Regions from separate parts of the Mus musculus genome. Here region 2 is linked to region 1. The links are chromatin contacts, found by Hi-C or POLR2A ChIA-PET in ENCODE. All regions are on one chromosome and are shown on one strand. The core of a region is the stretch at or near the end of the contact, and the rest is flanking DNA. Distances in the headings are between cores, read along the strand shown. Region 1 holds the start of Gpx7 (glutathione peroxidase 7). Region 2 has its middle 13 kb from the start of Gm46889.

Evidence for each region. Hi-C counts contacts between places; a loop is a spot of excess contacts on that map. ChIA-PET counts read pairs that join two places held with the same protein, here RNA polymerase II (POLR2A).
Region 2: POLR2A ChIA-PET joins it to region 1 with 14 read pairs in embryonic stem cell. The contact joins the enhancer-like site here to the promoter of Gpx7 in region 1. A Hi-C loop is called at or near these places in 1 of 37 maps with a recorded cell type or tissue (heart). POLR2A ChIA-PET finds 5 or more read pairs at or near these places in 3 of 5 experiments (all embryonic stem cell).

Annotation. Positions count from the first base shown.
Region 1 is chr4:108,405,040-108,411,030 of GRCm38, forward strand. It overlaps Gpx7 (glutathione peroxidase 7), which reads right to left and starts at 1,674. Exons shown (of 3, transcript NM_024198.3): 1 at 1,504-1,674. The coding sequence starts at 1,638. It overlaps Gm32297 (a long non-coding RNA gene), which reads left to right. Exons shown (of 6, transcript XR_003955247.1): 5 at 536-747; 6 at 1,077-1,508.
Region 2 is chr4:108,360,710-108,367,227 of GRCm38, forward strand. No RefSeq gene overlaps it. Among named protein-coding and RNA genes, the nearest start is that of Gm46889, 13 kb to the left of the region's middle. RefSeq lists an enhancer at 309-3,819. Within about 2 kb of position 3,547, at least 1 of the 3 ENCODE cell types and tissues checked has a DNase peak (open chromatin) inside an H3K27ac peak, as active enhancers do; it is heart, where a contact is called at or near this core.

The DNA of each region.
Region 1 (5,991 bases), core at 424-2,923:
TTAAAGCTCTCATTGCTATTGGGATTGGCTGGTTCAGTTTTCAGTGCCTTATTTATTGTCTCTTCTCCCTATAAACTTGATTAAAACATGAACGTGTTTTAATCACCATCTGTCTACCTTCATTACAGGCCTTCCCTGACTAGTAAATGGCCTTGCTCTTTGCTGCCGTTTGTCTGGAGTCTTGGATGCTGTCATTGACAAGACCTGTCATCCATACAGAGCGCCTAAAGCTTACCTAATGTTTCTACACTGTTTTCTCTCTTGAAACTTACAGCACACTGGTCAGGGCAAGGACTCTCAGTGTAATCGAGAACAACAAGGCTATTGAGAATAGTTTTGCCCCTAAAGATACTCTTGCTTGCAAGAAAAGCCTACTGAACCATCCAACTCTGGATGATGGGGTCACAAGTCAGTTAGTGTTCAATAGCAGTCTTCACACCAGGATCTCCAACTCCAACTCAAGAGACAAAAGGTTCTTTGAAGGATTTTTAAAAATTAATTAATTACCTTTTTTTTTTTTTTTTTTTTTTTAAAGATAGGGTCTCACCATGTAGCCCTGGCTTTCTGGATCGCCCAATGTAGATAGACACTAAATTGGTCTTGAACTCACAGACTCTCTTCCTTCAGCATGCTGGGATTAAAGGTGTGTGCTACCATGCTCCTCTCTTGAGAAGATTCTTCATCGCACCAGAGTCTCTGAACTTTACAGTTCAAAGTCTCCCTGGCAGTCAGCCTCATCTAACACCGGTTAGTCTAGCAGTTTGTATCTCTCAAGTACCCGCTGCTGAAATCCCTGGTCCACCCTGACCTTTCTTGTTGTTTTGCTTCTGTGTCTGGACTTGGCCAGCTCTCTCTGTCTGGATTGATCTGTCTTGCTCAAGTTTTATTTAAAAGACCCAATCCTGACACACTTCCTTCTTACTGTGATTCGCCTAGTGAGTAGGGCAGGCCCATTAGCAACTCCATCACAACTGCCCTCTAAGGGGTGGGTCTTAGGAGGATCAAGGATGGGAAGGGTGTATAGGGGGTTCTCTTACAACTTGGATTGCTTTCCACTGTTGTATCTTTGCTCTCAGGGCCTGAGGGTGGATTCTAAGAATCATGAAAAGGTCCATTTTTGATGGTCACTCCCTCCACTGCACATTTGTCTCTCTGCGTTCTCATTGGACCCACTGTTACAGGAGCAGAAGCTGGACTGGACCGGCAAAGGGCCATAAAGGCTAGGGTTTCTTTTCCACTTGGGAGAGGCAAAGCGGAGAGCGGAGGGCATTCACCTTCCGGGTGAGATCCTGAGCCTCGCAGAGCGCAGTCAGCGCGGGTGGCTCCTAAGCTGTGCCACGTAGCCGCAGGCCTGAGTGGGCAAGGGTTTGGGAGCGCCGGTTGCACCGATCTCGCGGCTGGGATGAGCAGGGTGGTGTCCGAGCTGTGGCACACCCGAGAGTAGCATCCCCACGGAGCCCCTCCCTCCCCTCCGCGCCAGGCCCGCAAGGAATCGTCACTCACCGAGCCACGGTACTTCTCCAGCGACACCAGCTTGCCCCGGATGTTGACCGCCTTGAAGTCGTAGAAGTCCTGCTCGGATTGCGCGCAGGCCGCGGCCCACAGGAGCAGCCACGCCGTCGCCACAGCTGCAACCATGGTTCACTCCCGAGGTGGCGACTTGGCGAGGGCAAAGACAAGGCGGAGGGGACCCCGCCGTGTGGGGCGGGAGGAGGCGGCCCGCTGGGCAGGACGCGCCCCCTTCTCAGTCGTCTCTGCAGGCGCAGAGTCCCGGCTCTGGACCTCAGTTTCCCTAGCTGCTCTGCGCTGGTTAGCTTCAGATCGCAGGATCCTGTTTTCTTGAGGCTGAGACCAAAATTCGCTCAAACTCAAGCTCAGGGCGCAGAGACTTAATAGGGAGATAGCGGAGAAAAATCTGTGAGGATTAGCTTCTAGTGCCTGGCCTTAGGCGGATCGCTCCACCACTCTGAGCCCCAGTTTCTTTACGGGAATATTACCTAGTGTAGAATTGGGAGTACTGGACTGTAACGGGAAAGTGCTGGAAAACAATTTGATAGCTGAACGATGCGTACAAACTTTAGGTTAATGGATGTAGTGTTTCCCCAAAGTCAGACAAGTGTGGGAGACAAGTCTGCTGCGGTTTGGATTCCAGCAGTGCATGGGGGTTAGGAGAGCTTGCCTATCTAGTCAGTCACTGGATTATTGCCTCCTTACTGGAGGTGCAGCAGGAGCCAAGAAGGCCCGGTATCTCCAGCAGCTGACAGTTAAAAGCTCTTTGTGGACACAAACGTGGGTAGCAGCTGCAATCTCAAGTTAGTGACAAGAGATCTCAATAGCAAGCTACAGCGTTTCCCAGGCGCAGAAAAACGTCTATGACACCCATAAAGGGCCAAGCATCCGGTGGCGACTTAGTATGAGTTAACACACATTTGGAGTACCTGTTCTATGCCAAGTTCAGCTCTAGCCCCCCACCCCCCACCCCCCACCCCCCACCCCCACCCCCCGTGCAGTGAGGGAAAACATGTGGGCTTCCTATTCAGAGGGAGATAGGACACTAAAAATTTTACAGTTAACTCCAAAACTACAGTTGTGGCCGGTACAGTACCACCTAATAAAGTCGAGGTTGTGTGTGGGCAAACGAAAGGAGGTTTGAACTGAACTCTTGACAAATGAATAGAAATTATTCAGGTAAAAGCAGAAAGTTGTACAAGGCCTCCTGGGAGAGTGAAACATGATACAATGGGCAACAAAGACTAGTTTGGCTGACATGAAAGTACGCTTGGGGGTGGGGGAGGGGAGGTAGTCGTGAGGCCACACAGCCTCCGAGGGCCACAATAAAGTTTACAGGCTTGCCCTACATGATAGCCAATGTCTTTAATCCCAGCATTTGGAGGACAGAGGCGGGCAGATCTCTGAGTTAGTGGGCAACCTGGTCTATATAGTACCAGGCCAGCTGTGTGTGACTTAATAGGGAGACATCGTATTAAAAAAAATTACAAGCCTTAAACTAAGAAATAAAGTTTTGGGTTTTTTTTGTTGTTGTTGTTGTTTGTTACTATTAGCTAAAGCATCTTAGTGAGGCCCACATATAGCAGATAGATCCCTCTGGCTTTTTTGTGGTACTCAGACAGGAAAAGGCAGGAGCAGATGCTGGAAAGAAGAGACCGAGGAGCTTTAAGGTCCGGTGATGATCACAGCAGAGAACATAGTGGGAGAGGAATGGGAGTTAAAGTTGGGCAGGTTTAGTGAAGGCTTGGGGGGGGGGCGGGGGGGGGGAGCAGTGAGGGGAGGGGTTGGCTGCTTGGATTAAGAAGGGGTGAGGCAGATGAGCCTGGGGGAGTCTTCAGGGCCAGCTGGGGAAAGGCTATGAGTGCCACATCACAAGGCTAGCAGAGTTGTTTGTACACAAGGTGACATGGTATGATCTGAACTCCCAGCCCTCAGATTTCAGAGTATGCTATCTTTCTCCACCACCAACATGGCTTCTCTCTGCAGGAGCAGACTACTTGGCCAGTAGAGGTGGGGTACAGGACAAAGGTGCTCCAGGCAAGGTGAAGGCCTAAGCAAGCTTCCCTACCCTTCTGCCTCCTTATCTTTTGGGCGTCGTGAGGCTTAAGATGGTCTTGTTAGCGTAAGCAGTGAAGCTGACAGTAATGTATAGTTGTCCATTTCCACAGCTGCCTTGCCCTCCAAGGAAAGCCCATGTCTGGATCCTCCCTGTGACCTTTCTTCGTACACAAGATACTCAGTAAATGTTTATTTTTTTGTAAAGTTCCTGGTGACTTCTGCTCTGTGTTCACGCTAGAATTGATATGTGAGGCTGATGACGTTAGCCAACAGAATATAATCCTTAACTTTATTTTCAGCCTGCTACATAGTTCTGGTGTTTTTAAGGAAGCATAGTTATTTCTGGGTGGCACAGTTAACAACTGGAAGACTCAAAGACAGAGGCAAATCGCACTAAATCTCAGAGGAGCACTTGAAAGGGTTGGAGGCTTGCTGTGGGATCCCTAGCTCTCTTCTTTCCTACAATAAAGTTCAAAGACGTTATTCATGGCCATTTAAGATGCTCAATTTGTTCATCAGACTCTTGAGTATCTAATGCAGAACTATTTTAAGAGCTTTTAATATAGTGAAAAAATAAAATAAAAATATTGAATTTACATTCCTGTAGGAGGAGAAAAGACTAAAAACTAAGACATATAATAGAAACCCTGTAGCACTTTACAGAATGAGAACAGGGCAGGAAGGAAGAGGTGTCACCATCTTGCATGTTGCCTTGTCCCCGGTGGCTCAAGGTGGCAAGGGACTGAAGAAAGGACAGACACACAAACACACACAATGAACTTGTTTGTTTATTTATTTATTTATTTATTTATTATATGTAAGTACACTGTAGCTGTCTTCAGACATTCAGAAGAGGGAGTCAGATCTCATTACGGATGGTTGTGAGCCACCATGTGGTTGCTGAGATTTGAACTCCTGACCTTCGGAGGAGCAGTTGGCTGCTCTTACCCACTGAGTCATCTCACCAACCCGGTAGTGGGGTTTTAACACTACTGTTATCACTGCAACCTGCAACCACACTCTGCCTGTTAGGTACAGCACAGGGGAAGGGTTAATCAGTTTCTGAGGCCTCTGCAGGTGAATAGTCTCAGGCTGTCAATATCCTGGAGGAGGAAGCTACATCTTTGACACACACTGGTCAATCGGTCATAAACACTCATACTCAAGTCTTCTGAAGAAAACTGCCATCCCTCTTGAGCCTGACCCATAAGTAACGGCTTTGCCAATTTCCCATGGGCCAATTGGTCTGAATCCTCAACAGGCCTTGCTCATGCCAAAATACCCTCACTCAAGATTTCACTCATTCAGGGTATATGTATGTCTTAGTTAGGGTTTTACTGCTATGAACAGACACCGTGACCAAGGCAAGTCTTTTTTTTTTTTTTTAAGATTTATTTATTATTTTATGTAAGTACACTGTAGCTGTCTTCAGACACACCAGAAGAGGGAGTCAGATCTTGTTACGGATGGTTGTGAGCCACCATGTGGTTGCTGGGATTTGAACTCTGGACCTTCGGAAGAGCAGTCGGGTGCTCTTACCCACTGAGCCATCTCACCAGCCCCGGCAAGTCTTATAATAATAAAAAAAATCATTTAATTGGGGCTGGCTTACAGGTTCAGAGGTTCAGTCCATTATCATCAAGGTGGGAGCATGGCAGCATCCAGAAAGGCATGGCGCAGAGCTGAGAGTTCTATGTCTTCATCCAAAGGCTGCTAGTGGAAGACTGACTTCCAGGCAACTAGGGTGAGAGTATTAAGCCCACACCCACAGTGACACACCTATTCCAACAAGGCCACACCTCCAAATGGTGCCACTCCCTGGTCCAAGAATATACAAACCATCACATTCCACTCCCTGGCATCCATAGACTTGTTCAAACACATGAGTCTATAGGGGACATACTTAAACATAGCATAATGAAAAATGCATTTAGTCCAACTTTCAAAGTCCTCATAGTCTATAGCAGTCACAACAAAGTTAAAAGTCCAAAGTTCAAGGTCTCTTCTGAGATTCACTTAAATGAATTCAAATCACTTAACTGTAATCCCCAAAAAGACAGGAAACCAGCCTGGCAAACTCCAAACTCTACATCTCCATGGCTGATGTCAAAGCAGTCTTCAGATCTCCACTCCTTTTTCATTTTTGTTGACTGCAACAAACTGCTTTCTCCTGGGCTGGTTCCACTTGCTGTTAGCAGCTTTCCTCAGCATGTATCCCATGGCTCTGGCATCTTTAACATCTTTGAGTCTCCAAGGCAATTTCAATGTTACAGCTTCTTGTTTCAGTGTCTGGGATTCCACTTGACCTTTTGGACTCCTCCTAAGGGCTGGCATCACTTCTCCAGCTCTGCCCTCTGTAGCACTCTAAGTTCAGGTTGATCCACTCCACTATGGCTGCAGTTCTTGGTGATCATCTCATTGTAC
Region 2 (6,518 bases), core at 2,297-4,796, 42 kb before region 1:
TTTGTTTTTAGTCTTACATTCTTTGTATTTATGTGCATGAGTGTTTGCCTACATGTTTGTACCCCTCATGTGTATCTAATTCCCGAGAAGGGGGTCAGATTCCCTGGAACTGTATTCACAGATGGTTGTAAGCCACCACGTTGGTGCTGGCAGCTGAACCTGCATCCTTTGGAAGAGCAGCCAGTGAGTGCTCTTAACTGCTGAGCCATCTGCATTCTAGATGGTTCCATCTTTAAAATATGAAGTCAAAGCCAGATGTGGTGGTTCACATCTGTAATTCCAACTCTTAGTATACAGAAACAGGAAGATGTTCATTTTGTGGCCAGCCTGGGTTTACGCAGACCCCGTCTCACAAAGAAACAAAGACACTTTGCTTTGTTTGAGACCATCAAATACTGTCATGTTCCACCCAGGTCAAATTCAACTAGATTTCCTCCACAAAGGATTCCAGATTACTTCTTTTTCTTGGTGTTAGAATCTGCGCTTTAATGGTCCTTATTCCACACCTTACATCTACCTGATAACTTGGACTTCTTTTAGGGGTTCTCCGGTCAAGTTTACTATTTATTTGAGTGGGTCCCTATTGATAGGATCCATTCCCAGGAGGGTCACAGCATGAGGTCAAGCAACACCCTCAAGTAGACCATCCACTGGGGTGGTCCGTGAGGTGTGGCAAGGTGTGCAAGAGCCAATCACAGCCCTGGGAATGCTCTCCATGAGCTGTCCAGGTGGCTCTCCTGGATACCCTTACAGCTTGGCTTCAGTTGCCTCAGAGCATAGAGCAGAGAGTATAGTGGCCTCCTCTGAGATGAGGAGCTGTCTGGTGCCCGACTCATCTTGTGTTCACATAACCCACCATGGTCCTACAGACAAGCTATTCTGATCCCCAGGGCAGGAACTCAATAGGTTTCCCCAAAGCAGAGAGCCTTGCAGGTATATGTGTCACAAGATTCAGGAGAACAAGTTCTTCCATATATTGCTGTCAAGTTAAACTCCCAACCTCTTACTAGGGCAGAGGAAGGTTTTGGGACCTGCTTCTCAGCACCAGCTTCGTCTCTTGCCATTACTCACCTTGCTACCCAGCGAGAGTCACTTGCAACCTCCTGTCCCCTCTCCTCATCTGTGATTCTTCCTGTGTCCCTTGCCTTAAACATGGTTCAGCTCGCACCACAAAACTCCTGTCGTTAGTCAGTGCATTCAGGACTTGATTCACACACCATTTCCTTCCTGAAGTCCCTGACCAGGTTAGCCATCTCCTACAGACACCTATAGTATATCTATAGCACACCTATAGGCACGAGCTACTGCTGCTGCTGCTTTTAAGAAAGATGTTATGCAGCCGGGCGTGGTGGTGCACGCCTTTAATCCCAGCACTTGGGAGGCAGAGGCAGACGGATTTCTGAGTTCGAGGCCAGCCTGATCTACAAAGTGAGTTCCAGGACAGCCAGGGCTATACAGAGAAACCCTGTCTCGAAAAAACCAAACCAAACCAAAACAAAAACAAAAAACAAAAAAGAAAGAAAGATGTTATACGTGTGGCTGTTTTGCCTTCATGTATATCTGTGTATCACATGTGTGCATGTGATGCTGGAAGAGACCATTGGATGCCCTGGCAGTGGGATTATGGATGCTTGTATGGCACCATGTGGGTACTGGAATAGAACCTGTGTCTTCTGGTAGAACCAATATTCTTGATGCATGAGCCATTTCTCCAGCCTTCCAATCAGCTTCTTACAGACAGACAAGTGGATGTTTGAAGAGGGGGATAGACTACCATTTGGCAGGATGCTATGTAGGGATTGCAAGATTCTAGTATTTCTAAGTTCCTTTATTCAACAATCTCTAAAATTTGGTTGATGGTGCAGACTAGGGCCCACCTTCATCATCAGCCCACTCCCCAGCTAGCCACCCCCGCCCTGTGTCCTCTGAGTGTTTGTTCTCAGGGAGTCACACGCACATGTTCTGAACATAACCCGGAAAGCAATTTACAAGAAATAATTGCTGGTCGATGTGAGCCTGGCAGCCCGAGTGAGCTCAGACTATTTGTGTTTGTGCGTCAGCTCACAGGGCTCCCTCCCTGTCTGTGCCCTGGGGGAGGGGAACCCGTCTCACAGGGTGGGCGGTTAGTTTCTAACGCTGGACTTTGACCAGCCAACACCAGTGAATACCTACTCAGGGTGAACGCATTCAAACCAACAAAGCTGAACTCGGTTTGGGATGGAATCTATGCTGCTTGCCTGTGATTTATAGGCAGCTCCTCATTTTGGTCCACCCGCGTCCACCCCATATACATGGGGTCCTGGGGAGCAAATTCTACCAGGTTCTTGGGCTCTGCTCTGTGTGGGGTCTCTGACCTCTGTGACCAGAGTCCACAAAGCTGGTCTTTGTTCTTCAAGGCCACTTGTGCTGTGAGGGAGGTCCCAGGGTAGCTGCAGCCGCAGCAGCTGGAACTTGTTAAAAATGCAAATCTGGGGGACTCACTTCAGCCCGAATGACTTAGGCTGGGGTGAGGAGTAAGAGAGGACGAACCGCTCTTTGTTTATAAGCCCTCGTACGGGCTCCTGCTAGGCAGGTCTGTAATTCTAGCTACTCAGGAAGTTGAGGCAGGAGGGTCACAAATTCAAGGCTTGCCTGGAAAATGGAGAGAGTCCCTGTCTCAAGAGTACAAAAAAAAAAAAGAAAAAAAAAAGTTAGAGGTGCAGCTTGTAGGGTACGTGCCTCTCCTGTGCGTGCCTCTCCTGTGCTGGGCCCTGGGATCCACCCTTGGCACCCAAACCAAACCAAAACCCATAGCTGATTCTGATGCAACCAGAAACTCGAGAACTCTTGTCCCAGACTAATGAGAAGACCCCTGCCCCGCCTCCTACATTCTTAGGATTTGCAACTGTCTCTCCCTGTCTGTGAACAGCCAGACAGGCATTAGCAGATTGTTCCGCTGTAGTAAAGGGTCAGAGAGAGAGAAAAAAAAAAAAAAAAAAAAAAAAAAGAACTTTACTGATGAGTTATCAAGGACAGAGGAAATCTGTCCTGTAAATAATATCATAACCCAGTGTCAGTGACTACACTGTCACCCACTCTCTACATCTACACAATCATACACACACACATCTCACATCACACACACATACATACTCCAGTGTGGTGTTCTCTGTGTGTAACTTGCAGTTCCCGGGGCCACACTAGGCTTTCTGCATTGCTTTTGAACAGGCTGTACTCTGTCCATGTTGTCCTCCAAGTCTGTCTGATCTGGAGCTGACTCATCAAAGACATCTCTGCTCCCTCCTGCAGCATGGGGACCACCAGAAGGCCCGTTGCCTTTCCTGTATGTCCATCTCAGACTCCATCTGAGCCCTCTAACAGCAGGCTTGTCCTTTGTTTATAGCAATTGCACAGGTCTTGGTTTGGTATAGACACTACAGAGACACACTGTGTTCAGTAGACACAGATGTTGTATTCAGTGTGCTGAATATACCACCCCTCACGCCGGTGCCCTCAGCCTCCTGACCCTCCCCACCCCCACCTCTACCAAGCTGGGGGAGAGGGGGAGGACAAACAACACCTCCGGACTCCCAGTCTTGGACACTTTCCACTTCATCATGTGCCTTTTGCTGGCTGGTTAGGGACCTGGGCACAGATGTCTAAGAATGACATGATGTCTCACTGTTGCCAAAAGTAGCACAGGTCATGCCATGGTGAAATGTCAAGAGCCGGCCTTCAGTGTCGGCAGGGTCTCCCTGATCTGCTTTCTACTCCCAGGCAAAGCAAAAGCCTTTGAAAGGCAGGAGAGGGGCAGCAGCCAGCTTCTCTTCTGCAGCTTCCTGGGCTATAAGCTAGAAATAGAAACAAAACACTAGAGCACTAGAGGCAAATGAATAATAATAATAATAATAATAATAATAATAGTTTATTTAAGACACTTTCCCCATTTCTAACGCAGTATTTTTTGGAGTAAATAGCTTCCCCTAAGCCTGTGAAACAAGTGATTACTATTTTCCTTGCTCATAAGAGAAACTGAGGCACAGGTTACCTAGCAAGTGACAGAGTCAGGATTGTAACTAGACATTTGGCTCCATCATCACTGTTTATAAAATGAGCACATCATATTAAAGCATATCCATTTGGAATTTTATAATTTTATATGTATGTGTATACTTTTAAAGGTTTATTGTATTTATGTGAGTGTGTATGTATATATGTATGTATGTATGTATGTATGTATGTATGTATACACAGGTGCTTGAGGAGGCTAAACGAGAGTACCAGATCCTCTGAAACTGGAGTTGTAGGCTGGTTTTAGATGTGAGTTCTGGGAGTGGAATTCAGGTCCTCTGAAAAAGCAGGAAGTACTCTGAACTGCTGAGCCATTTCTCTGGGTCTATTGGTTATTGTTTTGTTTGTTTTGTTTTGAGATAGTCTCTGCATAGCTCTGGGTGTCCTGGAACTTACAATATAAACCAGGCTGACCTTAAACTTACAGAGATTTACCTGCCTTTGCCTCTCAATTTCTGGGGGGAGCCATTTGATTTATTCACTTTATTTTATGTGTGCATATTTTGCTTGCATGTATATGTGTGCATCAAATGTATGCTTGATGCCTGCAGAGGTCAAAAGAGGACATTGGATCCTATGGAATGGAAGTTACAGATGGTTGTGACCCACCAGCTGGTTGCTTGGCCTTGAACCCAGGTCCTTTGAAGATTAACAAGTATTCTTTTTTTTTTTTTTTTTTTTTTTTGGTTTTTCGAGGCAGGGTTTCTCTGTGTAGCCCTGGCTGTCCTCGAACTCACTTTGTAGACCAGGCTGGCCTTGAACTCAGAAATTTGCCTGCCTCTGCCTCCCGAGTGCTGGGATTAAAGGTGAGCGCCACCACGCCCGGCTGCCTCTCTCTTTTTACTTTAAAAAAAAAAATATATATATATATATATATATTTGTGTGTATATCTGTGTCAGTGTGTGGGTTTGTGCACATAAGTGCATGCCAAAGGAGGCCAGAAGAAAGTGTTGTGTCTTAGGAACTGGAGTTAATTGTCAGCTATTCCTTTGTAAGGGCAATATATGAACTACTGCGCCATCTCCCCAGACTCCTCACTTGCAATTTTAAAGTCTTGAACCTAGTAGTATCCCCGTACATTTAATCCCAGCACAGAGACAGGCTGTGAACTCTGTGACTCTGTGAGTTAAAGGCCAGCCTGGTCTACAATGTAAGTTCCAGGATAGACTTCAGATGACAGTCTCAGTTTTTGTTTTTTATTTTTTAAGACAACAATAATAATTGCAAAGTGTTTTTGTCGTTGCTGTTTGTCTTTCGTTTGTTTGTTTGTTTGTTATATGTAAGTACACTGTAGCTGTCTTCAGACACTTCAGAAGAGGGCATCAGATTTCATTACGGATGGTTGTGAGCCACCATGTGGTTGCTGGGATTTGAACTCAGGACCTTTGGAAGAGCAGTTGGCGTTCTTAACCGCTGAGCCATCTCACCAGCCCCTTTCATTTGTTTTAAATGCCATATTTCTGCCCCCATCGAGATTTTCTTATTTTTTCCCTTTTGTTTCGAGACAGCTTCTCACGAAGTTGTCTCATCTGGCTTTGAACTTGTGGCCCTACTGCTTAAGCATCCCAAGTAGCTTGGATGACGGGTCCATACCACCTAGCTCAGCTTAAATTGATCCCCTTTTTTAAACACTTACAATAACCTAGCAAAACAAAAAAACCCAAAAAACCAAAAAACAGAGAAGCGGGTGATTTAGTGACTGTCCAGGCTACTTGGGTTAAGTGGTTCAGTCCGCCTTGTGGGACCTGTATTTGGTGTGATAATCATTCTTTTTCTCACTCACTTACTTAAAAATTTAAAATTACACACATACACACACACACACACACACACACACACACACACCACACACACACACACACACACACACACTCTCTCTCTCTCTCTTTCTCTCTCTCTCTCACACACACACACACACACACCACACACACACACACACACACACACACACACACACACACACACACACACATACACCCCACACACACTTGATATAGTGTAGGCTCCAGAGACCAATCTCAGGTCATCACACTTGGCTACAAACTCCTTTACTTCCTGAGCCATTTTACCATCCCTCATTCATTCCTCCTTTCATTTTGTTGTTGTTTTGTTTTGTTTTGAAGACATGGCTTCTTTGTGTAGCCCTGGCTGTTCCTACAACTCAATTTGTAGACCAGGCTGGTCTTGAACTCACATCAGTCTGCCTGACTCTCCCTCCCAAGTTCTGGGATTAAAAGTATGTGCCACTGAGAAGCCTGGCTTCCTTCCTTCTTTCTTTTTTCCTTCCTTCCTTCCTTTCTTTCTTTCTTTCTTTCTTTCTTTCTTTCTTTCTTTCTTTCTTTCTTTCTTTCTTTCTTTTCTTCCGAGATAGGGTTTCTCTGTGTAGCCCAGGTTTTCCTGGAATTTGATCTGTAGACTGGGCTGGCTTCAAACTCAGAGATCTTCCTGCCTCTGCCTCCTGAGTGTC